Regions from separate parts of the Homo sapiens genome. Here region 2 is linked to region 1. Evidence: chromatin loops called from intact Hi-C (ENCODE). Cell type or tissue: heart left ventricle. All regions are shown on one strand.

Region 1 (8,000 bases):
AACTTTTCCTCCAAATAGTCAACTAAATTGATGCTTGAGAAGATGCACCATGTTTGCTGGGCACAATGGCTCAGCTGTAAATCCCAGCACTTTGGGAGGCTGAGGCAGGTGGATCATTTGAGCCCAGAAGTTCAAGACTAGCCTGGGCAACATGGTGAAATCCCATCTCTACAAAAAATACAAAAATTAGCTGGGGCATGGTGGTGCACGCCTGTGGTCTCAGCTACTCAGGAGGCTGAGGTGGGAGGATGGCTTGAGTCCAGGAGGTCAAGGCTGCAGTGAGCCGTGACTGTGCTACAGCACTCCAGCCTGGGTGACAGAGTGAGACCCTGTCTCAAAAAAAAAAAAAAAAAAAAAGATGCACCATGTTTGTCTTGGAGCTTTTAGTACTTCCCACACCCAACCACAGCTATGTACTCCCTGGATGTTCATATAACTCGGTATGATGCACAGGGACATTGAATTTAATTACAGGTTGAATACTTTCTATTGAGCTCTTCTCCAACTTATCATGACCTGGGTGTGTTTCCTTATTTCAACATTGTTCCATTTTTTTTTTCCAGTTTTCCAAGATCAGCTTGGACTTAATTTCTTCCAAGAGTCTTCTCTGGTTTCTGACAATGATTCTCCTTTCTCATCTCCTATAGCACAACTTGTTTGCTTCACACATTTTTCACTTGATCATATATGATCCTGTACTAGTTCTATTTATATGTTTTGTCTTGATTCACAATAATTTCACAAATTTCTTAAGGATAATTCTCTATGTGTTTCATGTTTACTGCTACATAAAAAACCACCACAAAACTTAGTGACTTAAAACAGCAACAATTTACTGTTTCTCGTGATTCTGGGGGTCAACAATTCTCAGCTGGGCTGGGCTTAGCTGAGCAGTACTTTGGCTTGTCCCATCTGGGGTCACTGATGTGACTATAGTCATCTGGTAGCTTGACAGGGGCTGGAGGGACTAAGATATCCACACTTAGTCCATGTCTGGGGCTTGGTGCTGGCTGTTGGCTGGGCCTCCCTGTGTGGTCTTTCAACTTTTGTTAGTCTAGTCCAGATGTTCTTTCATGGTGGCAGGGGTGTTCCAAGACATGAATGAAGAAGCTGCAAGGGATTTGAGGCCTTGGCTCCAGAACTTGCACAATTTCATTCCTGTGACATTTTATTTTCAAAGCAAACCACAAGGCCACCCTAGATTTAAGGGGTGGGGAAAAAATACTCCACCTCTTGATGGGAAAAGCTGCAAAATATTGTGGCCATGTTTTTCAATCAGCCACATCACACATTCTCTTTCTTCTGTCAATTTAGCAGCAAGTGTCATAGCGAAGGCACGTACTAGATATTAGCTGATGTGAACTCAGTGTTCTGGTGTTTTCATTTCATCCAGCTTGAGACTATATCCTCAGGATAAGAGTAGATTTAAAATAAAAAAATTAACCTTGGTAATATTGATCTTTAACTCATTACTTGGACTGATTTTCTCTTTAAAAGTTGCTCAGATCCAAGCACACATTTCTTATTTCAAAGGAATAACTGTACCTTGAACAAACAGGTTCATGCTTTGAAGACTGACAATAAATTGAAAATAGTTGTTGTCCATGGGATTAGGTGCTATGGGTATCAGAGAGCTTTGTTCACTGGTATATTTGTTTATTGGCCAAATACTCACCCAATGCATGCCCTGTGTCAGTCTCTGTACTATTTGCCCAACATGCATAATTGAGTAGAGAAGATGGATATACAGTGGATGATTATAACACAATGTGGCTGATAATTGCAATGACAGTTAAATGCACAAGATATAATGAAAACACATTAAGAGACATAAAATAAAATGTTTACCAATTCAGTTAGAAACTTACAATTGGGTTGTGTATAAGACACACATGAATCTCCTAGTTGCCATATTTTATACACACACACACACACACACACACACACACACATATCAGTATTATGTAGCATTATTAAAGCCTTTTGAGGATGGTGAAAATACACATAAAAAGAAAACTTCCATTAAAACCATGGAATGGGCATCTGTTATTTTTCCCTGCCCGGCACTCATTCGCCTTTCTGGTAGTGACAGCACCTTGATTCCCTACCTGCTCTTTCCTCAGCTCTTAGTCCACAAGATGGGGATAGAGCCAACTCTACCCTAATTTCTCAAGCTGAGCATGTAATCCAGGCCTGGCCAATCAGATCACTGCATTCTTATAGTCTGAGTGACTTGTTCAGGAATAGATATATGACCCAAGAAGAGCTAGTGAGACCAATTCCCAGGACTTCTGTGAAGCCACCATTAGAGAAGAATCCCTCTTTTCTCTGTGGCTACCCGACAGAATGGCTGTAAGACTTGGGCTGCTGGAAGCCATGACCAGGAGCCTGAGAATAAAGCCAATTCTAAAGGAAAGGGCTGAGACACAGCAGAAGGAAGGCTGATGACATTTGATCCTTTGAATCCATCCATGCTGGACCTAACTGCCTAGGCTTCTCCAATATGGTCACATTTGCATTCTCTCTCACCACCTCCCACTTCTTCTTCAAAGTATTAGAGTTGGGTGTTTGCTGCTTGTCACCAAAAAGCCCTAATATATAGTACAGAAGGAACAAAACTCAAGAAGTAGGTTTGAGGGGTTGTATAGGGGTCATAAGAAGGCCAGCATTACTGAAGCTAAGGGCCCATGTGGGAAGCAGTGGGAAACATGATGTGATATAGTAGAATGAGCCCACTAGATGGTTAGGAGTCTTGACATCCAAAAGCATCCAGAGGTGACAGCATAGTCAATTAAGTAGATAAAAGAGAGCTGTATCATGAGTACCTAGCAAAAATATTAGGAAGCCATAGCAGCACTGACTGAAATCAACAGCTTGCAGGCAGAAAGAACAACTAGGAGGAAACTCCAGTAATCAAGAGATGAGGGAGGATCCATACCTAGACCATGGTACTGCCAATCTGAGAAGTATGAAGAGAAGAATCAATAGGAATTAGGGACTCCTCAAGGACAGGAAGGACAATGATTAATAAAAAGAGACAAAAATTAACTGCTAATCAAAGACTTGGCTAAATTTGCCCAAACTTAATCTATAGATAGTTGCTTCACAGCATTCTCAGTATGCAACAATAGAATGTAAAATGGTACCCATTACTTAAAGACTTTAAAGGCCTTTATAACTCCCAATTAAATATTGGAATAAATTAAATTGTTTACCCTTTGACAGAGGGCTTAGAGTATGTAAAATAAAACAAAACTACAACAAAAATGAAAAAAAAACCCTTTTACCTTCAAATGGGGCTGAAGGCTATCGTGTGTGACTTGAGTCTGGTTTTATGCTCACTGGGCAGTATTTTTAACAATGAAATCTAATAGTAGCATTCATTCTGGAAAACTGGGATATGTCAGGGCTGAATAGATTTTGTATATATTAATTAAAACTGTAGTTTTAACTTTTTTAAACAAGATATCAAACCCAAATTCAGGAGGCTGCTTATTGTTTCTTTAAATCTGCCAAGGAATCAGGATATCTCCTCATACTTCCTCCCTTGGGCTTGTGGGTTTGAGGTCCTTCCTGTCTCAACCACATATTCTTTCATCTAACTTTTTGAGTTCCTATTAGAGAAAACTTTTTTTTACTGTTAGTTTTTCTGAGAAACTTCAGTACTTTATTTTTTCCTTAGACCATGGGGCACCATCAGAGCAGCAATGAAGGCTGACACATCAGGTGAGAATCTACCTCAAGGAAAGGGCAATAAAGAGTCTTTGGAGATATAGGTTATTGGAAATTGTGCCTGGTGTTCTAATCTTAGTATAAATTAAAGGTAATTGTACTAATTAGCAGGTTGTTATGTCTACTATCTTAAACAATGTTTTACAACTACGGAATTTGATTGAAATAAGTTTTGGGGCTCTCTGAGACCTGACCAAAGGAAGAAAAACAAGTGCCCCCAAAGCTCTGAGAAGCACAGACAGGTGACAGCCTCATTAGGTCAGCTCAAAGGGATGCATCAGCTCTCCTCAGGCAATCCCTGCCCCTTCAGTGGCCATCAGCCTGAAGCACTGCCCCTTTCACATAATTCACATGTTTGACACAAGTACATGGAATCCATGTGTAAGGTTTACAGCTTGGCTGAAGTAAAAAAGAAAAACTATTTATTCAAAAGGGCATGTTTAAACAAAGGCTCCGTTGGAATTGCTAACATATGTAAATATCTAATGCTAGAATTTCTTTTTTAACTCCAGTCTTTCCCAATCACAAAGAAAAGCACACTTTTCAAAATGAAATCTACAAGTAATTATAATGAACCTAGATTATTTGTTTTTCATGGGAAAATTAGGTAGCATACAGAATACCTCACAACTGTTCTGGTATAATGTATGCATCACTTTGCTGCCAACAAGATGGGCTTTCACTAACACGAATTGCCCTCAGACCCTGCCTCAAGTCCCTGAGGACCATATGTCTGTCATTTCTGGGAGTGGCCTCTGGGTGGCAGTGTTATTTTCAGTTTGCACTTTGCTCATCACGTCAGTTTTCTAAGTTAAAGTTGCAAGAGACTCAATCATCTCTTTCAACAGACTGAGTGTTCTCTATTCCTTACTTGCTCTGTGGCTTACAGCCTCAGTTTCCTCCTGTATAGAAGGAGCATTCTATTCTAGATGAGGAAAGTAGTTGCAAGGATTAGAGATGATAATGATAACAACACGATTATATACTGAAAACCTGTGATATTTTAAGCTCTATGTAGGAACTTTACATGTAATATCTCACTAAATCTTTCCAACTTCCCTATAATGTTTGTGTTACCGCTTTATCTTGAGACATAAAAAACTTAAAGCTCAGAACAATCAGGAACTTAGCCTAAGTTCCATGGCAACTCAGTGGTGAAATTGGGATCTATCTTTCTAGCATTATAATACAAGTAAAGTGCCTAGCAAATTGTCTCATGCTAATAAATACTAGTAATTTTAAAACATTTGTATTATTGCTACAAGTATTAAATTGTATAGCTGATGTCTAAAACACATAAAAATTTAAAAATATTGTTTCTGGGATGGCTTAAACCGATATAAAAATCTGTTATGACGTGTTTGTTCAGGTGCCTTAATTTTCACCCAAAGAACTTTTGAGCAGAGAATGCATGGCCTAAGAGAAGCTTTGTGAGTAAAAGTTTATAGTCAATTAAGTGTGGAAAATGCTTATATTTTATTCTTCTTCTGGAGACTTTCAAGAAACAATAGCATATTAAAGGCTCCGAGATGTCTTGCCATAAAGAAAACTATAATCTAGTTTAACCCAAAGTTTTCACATGTACTTAACAAAGAAATTCCTTCCTCACATAATATTTATAACCATCTCTTTAAATCAGTGTTCTGCAGAAAACACTTAGGAGGAATGAATCTATGGAAATTCCTCTTCCGAGCTGAGCATGTAATGTTTTGACTAGTCTTTTTCTGCCAACCCAGCTCCCTGCTGTAGATGTGCTGTGAAATGTCGAGGCTGACAATAAACTTCTTCTGGCACTTAACTATTAAACCGAAGTTTTTCTTAGGCTTTTCTCACAACAGCACAACATTCTTTCTACTTCTCTCCATCCTACAGTCACAGGTAACCATTTCCTGAAACTCCTGTTCACAGTATTTCTTAGCTCCTCTTACAGAGCAGACCATAACTTCTGTACCATTCGATGGCTTCCAAACTTTTGTTAACTCTACTTTAAAGCTTATTGTCACTTAATTTGTCATGTGCTTATGCATCCACAATCACATTATAAGTTATTTAGTGTCTGGAACTGTGCACTGCACTTCCCTGTGTCCCTAAAGTAGCATGACAGTGCATTGCTCATTCATTCATTCATTCATTCATTCAACAAACATGCACCAAGCATCTTCCCTGTGCCAGGCACTATTCTAAGTGCTGGAGTATAGCAGTAAACATGACAATCAACGTCATTAGTAATCCGGTGGAAATTTATTTGTATGGGGAAAGATAGATAAGTAAATATTCAAGGAGGTACATAACTCATGTCAGATAAGGGTGAGTGGTATGAAGCAGTTAAGGGCATGTGAATGAGGAAAGGAGGAGAGGCTGCTTGAGCTTGGAAAGGCCTCTCTGAAGAGGAAATATTTAAGCCCGGTTAAGTGCCTAGTAAAGGCTCAGAGACAGGCTGAGTTTGCTAAATTAGAGGAAAAGCAGGAAGGCCAGTGTGACTGTGGCAAACATGGTAAGTCAGGGGAGCAAGATGAGATCAACTCAGAGTGGGTGGTGTGCACCACATTGTGGTAAGGAATTTGGACTTTATTTTAAGATGATACAGAAGCCACAGAATGTTTTAGACATGGGATTGAACTAAGCATGATTTTATAACTTTAAAAGACAATTCTGACTACAGGGTAGAAAATAAAATGTCAGGAGCCAAGGAAGGGGCCAGGGAGGCCAGTTAAAGGTTATTTTAGTAGGCAAGGCAAGATATGATGGTGATTTGGACACGGTGATGGCAGGAGAGCAAAGGAAGTGGGCAGATTCTGGCTATACTTTTGCACGCGAGACAGTGGGACTTGCCAGCTTGAGCAAACAGATGAACAGAAATATTTCCAAGATGCAGATATTTACTAAATGCAGATATTTCCTAGGTAAAGGTTATCTGGGAGACTAGTAAGCCTGGGAGAAAAAGTAGGGGACAGAATCAAAAGTTCTTTTTCACTGCATTAAGGTTGGAAGTCTGTAAGATATCTAGGAATACATGTCAATTTAACCTGATTCTGGAGATCACAGGAAAGGGCAGGGATATATATAATTATATTTGGGAGTTACTGGTACAAAACTAGTATTTAAAACCATACGACCAAGCTCGGCATGGTGGTGCTTGCCTGTAATCTCAGCACTCTGGGAGGCTGAGGCAGGAAGATGGCTTGAGTCCAAGAGTTGAGACTATCCTGGACAACATAGTGAAACCCATCTCCACAAAAAAATACAAAATATTAGCTGGGCCTGGTGGTGCATGCCTGTAGTTCCAGCTACTTGGGAAGCTGAGACAGGAGGATCACTTGAGTCCAGGAGGTTGAGGCTGTAGTGAGCCATGATTGCACCACTGCACTCCAGCCTGGGTGACAGAGTGAGATCCTGACTCAAATAAATAAATAAATAAACCCATGGGACCACAAGAAATCATCTAAGGAGAGAATGTAACCCCAAGGCACCTCCAAATTTGGAAGTAGTATAGGCTGAGAAAGGGAAGCTAAAATGGTAAACAGGAGAACATGGTGTCAAGAAGTCCAAGAGAATAAAGTATAGCTAGCATGAAGGAGTGGTCAGCTGGGTCAAAATCCAAAGATTTAGATGTGGGCAGAAAAGGAATCTTTGGATTGCCAACATGGAGGCAGCAAGAGCAGGGCCAGCAGAGTGGTGAGGACTGAAGATGGTAAGAGTTCACTGAAGAAAGGGTCAGAGAAATAAGGCAGTACTAATGGGGACACAAAGTCAAGAGAGGGTTTCCCTCCACCCCCAGAAGGGAGATCCTGGAGTTTACCTAAATAGAGTCAGAAGGAGAGGTTAATAGTATAGAAAAGAGAAGGACTAATTGAACATGTATATCTTTATCTAATTATTGTCCTTTTTTTTTTTTTTTTTGGATACAGGGTCTTACTCTATCACCCCGGCTGGAGTGCAGTGGTGTAATCATAGCTCACTGCAACCTCTAACTCTTGGGCTCAAGTAACTCCTCCATATCAGCCTCCTGAGTAGCTAGGACAACAGGCATGCACCACTGCACCTGGCTAACTTTTAAATTTTTTGTACGTTGCCCAGGCTAGTTTCAAACTTGTGACCTCAAGTGATCCTCCCGCCTCGGCCTCCTAAAGTGCTGGGATTACAGGTGTGAGCCATGGTGCCCAGCCTAATTAGTGTCAATTTTTGGATGTATTTGATTTACGTTAGGCTGAATAGGGAGTTGTTTTCCCAATCCCCAGGACTTAAAACCGGGTGGTAATAATAATAAG
Region 2 (8,000 bases), 220 kb after region 1:
TGAGCATAGTATGCTAATAGAGATAAGCTCTTGCAGATATATTCTTCAGTTTTTCCTCCCTCTATATCATATACATATCCTAATCTACTTATATAAATTAAGTCAAGACAACACTTTAACATGCACATTGAAATTCAGTGAATATTTTCAAATATTCTGCTATGAAGTTGAAAGTCAAGAGTTTATAAGATTATCAATGTATTTGACACAAATTCAGAGAGTTCTCATTTAGCCAATTGGAAAAAAAAAACCCTTTAATTTTATTAATCAAAATGAGAAAATCAAGCCTAGAATAATACAACTATATACTCACATACCTGTGCATATATTGTATGCACATGTGGTAGAAACAGGCTTTTGGGTTTATGTTCATAGTAACAAAAAAGCAAATGCCATTTATTCCATTCTATTGCAGTCAGTCAGTATCGGAAATTAGCTTTCAATTTAGTATACGGTAAGTTTTCCTAAGTTAGCTGTGCAGAATCTTTTGGTTATTATATGAAACAGTTTCTTCATATTTTTAATTAGCTTTGAGACACAAAAATCCACTGTGCACTTATAAGAAAATACTGATATTTAGGAAATTAAAATATATTTCCTTAGAGATTATATAAGTGAATGGATGAATAGAGAAAATGTTTATTATATCAAAACTTTCTGTGAGGTGGATTATTTTAAACTAGGCTGATTTTGACTCGGCAGCTTAACAACTAATGGTAAGACGGAAAAACACAAAATAGTACAGAAATTGCTGTTCTTAGTAATTTCTCAAGATAATATTTCCTAACTTCCTGTCATTCTGAAAGAATATGTAGTGGCAAAACAATTACTCTGATTATATAATGAAATCACAGAGGCTTCAAAAAAGCATTGTTCCCCATGCCTCACTGCCCACTCCCTCACCCCCCAATACATGGCCAACTTACAATGATGATATATATTTAAATTATTTCTATGTCCACTGTACACAGTTATGAATCTAAGATTTGACTAATTCTTATTCTCTAATTTGTGAATTTTTTTTTTAATGGGATCTCACTCTGTCACCCAGGCTGGAGTGCAGTGGCACGATCATGGCTCACTGTAGCCTTGACTTCCTGGGCTTAAGTGATCCTCCCACCTCAGCCTCCCAGGTAGCTGAGACTTCAGGCATGTGCACCATGCCCAGCTAATTTTTGTATTTCTTGTAGAGACAAGGTTTTGTCATGTTGCCCAAGCTGGTCTCAAACACCTAGGCCCAATCAGTCTTCCCTCCTTGGCCTCCCAAAGTGCTGCAATTACAGGCTTGAACCACCATGCCCAGCTAATTTGTGATTTTTCACATCAAACATCAATGCACAAAAAGAGAAAGTAGTCAAATCCTATTTTCATGAATGATATCTTTGTCATAGTTTTTCCAAATACTATATAGTTTTTAGCATATTGAATATACCTTCTCAAAGATGCTGTGGACTAAATACAACACTACTTAGAAAACGCAGATGAGGCCGGGTGTGGTGGCTCACATCTGTAATCCCAGCACTCTGGGAGGCCAAGGCGAGCAGATGACGAGGTCAGGGGTTCAAGACCAGCCTGGCCAATATGGTGAAACCCCATCTCTACTAAAAATACAAAAATTAGCTGGGTGTGGTGGCTCATACCTGTAGTCCCAGCTACTTGGGAGGCTGAGGTAGAAGAATCACTTGAACCTGGGAGGCAGAGGTTGCAGTGAGCCGAGATCGTGCCACTGCATTCCAGCCTGGGCAACAGAGCGAGACTCCATCTCAAAAAAAATAAAAAATGGCAGATGAATGTAATATGAAGGAATATTAGAAGCTTTCATTTCTAGACATTCCCTTGTTTACTTATTCTGAAGCCTACAGATTCATTATGGGAAATCTATTCCCTTGGATCTAGTATTGAGTCATTGTATTTTGATCTCTTGAGAAGAGTTGTATATAGATTTGTTAGTTAACAACCTAGTCGGAAGATATTTGGGTTTGGGATTTGGGATGGGATTAGGCTGTGAAACAGAGCTATACATATATAATGTGTTTATGTATAAACCTGGAATCTAAAATAGTACTATTGTTAATTTCTATTTGGGGGAATGGGAAGGGCCAGAAGGAGACATCTTGTGACGTTTTTATTTCATAATATGCACATAAAGATTTGCAGCTGGAGCTGATGTCAGATTTCATTGCTATTTCCACTCTTTGGCTTCTTAAATCAAGAACTTAATTTTCATAATTTGTCAGTTGCCATTATTTTTCATTTTATCTGGTACTTTGTCTAAAACTGTTCTTCAGTGAGTTTGTATATTTCCCACCCCTATCCACAATTCGTATTTGTTCCTTCTGATTCTCTGGGCAGCTTAGATTACAGCAGCCTTGTATCTACTGACACCTTTTATTCACTGAACGACTCAGCCTGACTCTAAAAACTACAGCAAAGATAAACAATGAGAAAAGAATAATCTTGAATGAGTACTATAAGGAAAGACATATTCATTTAAGAATTTGTTTTTAGAGATGCATTCTTCACCATTTAAAATCTTATATCCTGAGACAGAGAAAGTCTTGATGAATAAATCAAATAAACTTCACTCCTGAATAAAAGACCGCAACTGAACAGGTAACTTACAAGTGACTACAACCTTTTAGTTCTGGTGTGGAATGAGCTTCCCAGAACACAGATTCCCCATTCTGCTCCAGAACTCTCCACAGTTAACCAAAAGGACCACACAGCGCAGTCAGTATGCCTAAGGCCACTGGATGCACCTTGATCTTTCCAGCCAAATGTAAAATCTTCATTTGGCTGTTAGAATCTCAAACAGCATATTCACAATTGAACTATTCTTTCCCCCGTCCTGATTTACCCAAAGCTGTCCTCCCTTTAACTGATGCTGGTTTAAATCTTTTGGTTGCTCAGGCCAGAAAACTTGAAGTCATCCTGGACTCCTTTTCAATTCATTTTTCAATTCAATCCATCAGAAAATAAGTATCTTGAGTCTACCTTCTAAATTATATCTCGACTCCAGCCGTTTCTCACAACATCTGTCACAACCATTCTGTACTGAGCCGCAAACAGTCATTCTTACCTGGGTTACTGAAGTAGCTCCTAAGATATCTTCCCTCTTCTACCTCCTCTTCTCTTCCCCCTACACAAATCTATTTTCAACACAGGAGTTACAGTGATCTTTTTAAAACATTAAATCTGCTCATCTCATATTTTCTGCTCAACACCCTGCAGTCGCTCCCTATTTAATTCAAAAGCCAAAGTCCTTACATAATCTGATCTCTCATTATCTCTGACCTTCTGTCCTCTACTCTCCTTTCCTACTCATCCTACTTTAGCCACACTGACCTGCTTACTATTCCTTGAATATACCAGGCATGTTTCAGACTCAGGGACCCACTGAAGCTCTTCACTTTGCTCTTCTCAGAATATCTGGACAACTAGATGTCACCATTTAGTATTAGTTTACTATAAAGTTTTCTTTTAAATCTTAACTTTTAAAATGAATAGAGTAAAATGAACTTTTTTAAAGATGGACAGTTCTTTGAATTTTAACACATGTACAAATTTAGGTAACCTTCACCACAATCAGGATGCAATTTCATCATCCTAAAAAATTCCCTTGTGCTACCCCTTTGTAGTTACATCATCCCCCCGACCCCTAACCCCTGCCAACCACTGATCTGTTCTCTGACATTCTTGGTTTGTCTTCTTGAGAATGTCCTATAGATAGAATCATACAGTATGTAACCTTTTGAGACTGGCTTTTTCACTTAGCATAATGTCTTTGAGATTCATCCAAATTATTGTTTATATCTACAATTCATTTTATTTTCTTTTATTGCTGAATAGTATTCACTATTTTTGAGAATAGCTATATCATTTTGCATTCCTCCCAGTAATGTCAGAGAGGTCCAGTTGTTTCACATTGTTGATAGCTGTTACTATTGTCGGTATTCTTTATTTTCACCATTCTATTAGGTGTGCAATAGTATCTGATCATGGGGTTAAGTGGTATTTCTCTAATAGCCACTAATGTTGAACATCTTTGCATGTGCTTATTTGTCAACCATATATCCTCTTTGGGTAAGTCACCTATATTTCCTCTCCAAGTCTTTAGACCATTTCAAAATTGTTTTCTTACTGTTAGTTTTGAGAGTTCATTATAGATTCTGAATACAGGTCCTTTGTCAGATATGTGACTTGAAAATACTTTATTTGTAGCTTGTCTTTTCATTCCCTTAACATTTTTTATAATTTTTAATTTTGATAAGCTATATCTTTTTTTATGGATAGTGATGTTGGTGTCATACTGAGAACTCTTTGCCTAACCCCCAGTTATGAAGGTTTTCTTCCATTGTTTTTTCTAAAAGTTTTATAGTTTTATATTTAGATTCATGATCCATTTTGAGTTAATTTTTGGATAAAGTATGAGATAGGTTGAGGTTCATTTTTATGTACATGAATGTCCAATTGTTCCATCACTATTATTTAAAAGACTACCCTTTCTCTCTTGAATTGCCTTTGCACCTTTGTCAAAAAATCATTTGGCTGTATTTATTTGGTTCTTGAGTTCTTGAGTTGAGGAGACAAAGTTAAGAGTGGGAAAACCAAAGCACCTAGAGCTCTTAGAACAGACAGAAGACCAGAGATGAGAGAATTTCATAGAGAGTAAACCGCAACTCTCTGCAGAGGGTCCCTCTGGAGTGTTCAGCAAGCTGCTGATCAGTGCATGCGTGCAAAAACTACCTGAAGTCAGGAAAAGAACCATCTGAAAGGATTAAAGAAAACAGTGCCTGGTGCTTATAAATGGCCAAAAATAGTGCCTGTTCCCACCAGACTTGCAAAACTTCAAAAAAGGGAAAATGGTACAAAAAACAAATGGAAATAACAAATAGAGACAAAGACAACAACAAAAATAGAAAACAGACAATAGACTCAAACTGAAAAAATTAGTAATCTTATGATATGGCTTGGCTGGGTCCCCACCTAAATCTCATCTTGAATTGTAGCTTCCATAATCCTCGTGTGTCATGGCAGGGACCTGGTGGGAGGTAACTGAATCACGGGGGTGGGTTTTCCATGCTGTTCTCATGATAGTGAATCAGCTGCACGAGATCTGATGGTTTTATAAAGGGCAGTTTCCTGCACAGGCACTCTTGCCTGCTGCCATGTTAAGACTTGCCTTTGCCTTCACCTTCTACCATGATTGTGAGGCCTCCCCAGCCATGTGGAACTGTGAGTCCATTAAACCTCTTTTTCTTTATAAATTACCCAGTCTTGGGTATGTCTTTATTAGCAGCGTAAGAACAGACTAATACATCATATTAAGTGGAATGGTCCAAAAACTCCAAATAAAAGGGAGAGCTTGTCAGATTGGATAAAAAACCAAGACCCAGCTACATGATGCCTACAAGAAATGAATCATAAATGTAAAGACACACAGGTTAAATGTTAAAAAAATGAAAGAAGTTATGCCATGCTAATATTAACTTTTAAAAAGCTAGAATGGTTATATTAATGTCAGACAAAGGATAATTCAGAACAAAGAATATAATTGGGATAAAGACAGTAACTTAATAAAAGATCAATGGATATAATAATCCTAAAAGCTTATGCTCTTAATAATAAAAGAGCTTCAAAATGACTTAAGTGAAAATTGATAGAACTGCAAGGAAAAATAGGTAAGTTGACAATTATAGTCAGAGATTTCAATGTCTCTCAATAATTGTTAGAAAAAGTAAGCATAAAGTCAGCAAAAAATAGTAGGCTTGAAAAACACTATCCATCAACTTGACTTAATTAACATTAATAGAACTTACCACATAACAGGATTAGAATACACAGTCTTTTCAAGTGCACATATAATACTTATGATAGACCTGTTGTGGGCCACAAAGCAAATCCCAATAAATTTAAAAGCATTCAAATCATACAAAGTGTGTTCTCTGACCACAATGGACTTAAATTTGAAATCAGTAACATTCTACTTTGAACTAGCTAGAAAAAGCAATGTTTTCCCATTGACTTCCTCATAACTTCCAGCATTTACTTTCATTGGATGAACTGGTCACGTACACCATTGTCTCTACACCAATCACTGTGCTAATTAGTCTCTGTTAAATGTCTTCCCAAACACATGGACCAAGAGTAGAAAAGAAATGGTTCTCCAAAGGAATAGCAAAGTTATATTATCACAACAAAGATTCTGGGGCAGGGAAAATTATTAGTTTCCCACTACCAAAAGCTACTTGAACTAATTAATGAGTTTAACAAGGTTCCAGGATACAAAATCAATATACAAGAACCCAGCTGTATTTCTGTATATTGGCAACAAACAACTGTAAGTTAAAATAAGAAAAAATGCCATTTACAAAGCATCAAAAAAGATAAATATTTAGGAATAACTGACAAAAGATACGAAAAACCTATACACTGAAATGTACAAAATGTTGCTGAGAGAAATTAAAGATGACCTAAAAAACAAAGATTTACTTTTTCATGGGTTGGAAGACTCAATATTGCTAAGAAGTCAGTTCTCTGCAAAATCTATAGATTCATCAGAATCACAAAAGTGGGCTTTTTTGTAGACATGGGCAAGCTGATTTCAAAATTTATATGGAAATGTAAAGGACCTTAGCATAGCCAAAACAATGGAAAAAGTACAACTTTAGAGGGCCCATACTTAATTTTTATCTAATTCAAGACTTAACAAAGCTTTATGCTATAGTTTGGATATAGTTTGTTTGACCCCTTCCAAATCTGATGTTGAAATTTGGTTTCCAGTGTTGGAGATGGGTCCTAATGGGAGGTGTTTGGGTCATGAAGGTAGATCCTATGTGAATAGATTAATCCCCCTCTCTCTTGCTTTCTTGCTTGCCATGTGATCTCTGTACAGCTGGCTCCCCTTTGCCTTCTGCCATGAGTGGAAGCAGCCTGAAGCTCTCACCAGAAGCAAATACTGACACCATGCTTCTTGTATAGCCTGCAGAATCATGAGCCAAATAAACCTTTTTATAAAAAATAAATTACCATCTCCGATATTCCTTTATAGCAACACAAACAGACTAAGACACTTTAGTATACAAAACAACCTGGTTTTTACATAAATGTGGACACATAGAGCAGTAGAAAGTAATGGAAAGTCCAGAAATACACTCAACATCTATGGGCAACTGATTTTTTTTCACAAGGACACAAAGATAATGTGGTAGAAAAAGTACAGTCGTTTCGATACAGGAGTTGGAAATTATTTAGGCAGATAGGGTAAGAAAGTCCTCAGTAAGCTTTCCTTTTTGTAAAAGCAGCCCCCAAATCATTTCTTTTCTAACAAAAAGCAGCCTGAAAAATCAAGCTGCAAGCATAACTAAGCAAGCTAAAATCTTGCATAGGTAAATACCAGCAGCTGTGCCAGTAGAGAAAGGCTACCTGGGGGCCAGTCATGTTCAACATGGTGGCTCCATCTTCCCTTTGTGAACCACGTGTACAGTAAGGAACAGACAACATGGCGCTGGCCAGGTAGAGAGCCCATCTGCACAATAAAAGATTAGGGTGGGATGGGCAGCTTCCTTGAACCCCATGCAAACATAACAACTGGTTCTACCAATCTCTTGGGCCCTATGTAAATCAGACACCACCTCCTCCTATATAAATCAGACACCACCTCCTCAAGCTCATCTACAAAACCCCGTTTATTTCATCACAAAACTGGAAGACCCACTCGGGTGCCCCTCTCTCTGTGCAGAATAGAGAGCTATTCTCTTTTTCTTTTACGTATTAAACCTCTGCTCTTAAACTCTCTACTTGTGTGTCCATGTCCTTGAATCCCTTGGCGTGAAACAACGAACCTCGGGTATTTATCCCAGACAATGTCGCCGCTTCATTTTGGGGCCCCATCTGGGACATCCTTTCATTTCAAGGCTGTCGGCCTCCATTCTGGGCATTTTGGCTGTGTTTTGAACTGATTTCCCTTCATGGAAACCTAGCCATTGCATGGGGCTGGA

The links. Hi-C counts contacts between places; a loop is a spot of excess contacts. Peaks named below come from ENCODE experiments on the same cell type or tissue, not always from the same donor. Only the 100,000 strongest peaks of a DNase experiment are listed, where the experiment ranks them.
Region 2: a loop joins it to region 1, with 4 times the contacts of the local background. A loop is called at or near these places in 60 of 110 quality-filtered maps.

Annotation. Positions count from the first base shown.
Region 1 is chr5:113,374,656-113,382,655 of GRCh38, forward strand. The region is part of intron 2 of MCC (MCC regulator of Wnt signaling pathway); the gene reads right to left. Among named protein-coding and RNA genes, the nearest start is that of TSSK1B, 56 kb to the right of the region's middle. In heart left ventricle, a CTCF peak has its summit at 4,482 (motif pointing right); no DNase peak of the experiment used is centred here; H3K27ac peaks cover 1,022 bases.
Region 2 is chr5:113,598,340-113,606,339 of GRCh38, forward strand. No RefSeq gene overlaps it. Among named protein-coding and RNA genes, the nearest start is that of YTHDC2, 89 kb to the left of the region's middle. In heart left ventricle, no CTCF peak of the experiment used is centred here; no DNase peak of the experiment used is centred here; H3K4me3 peaks cover 123 bases.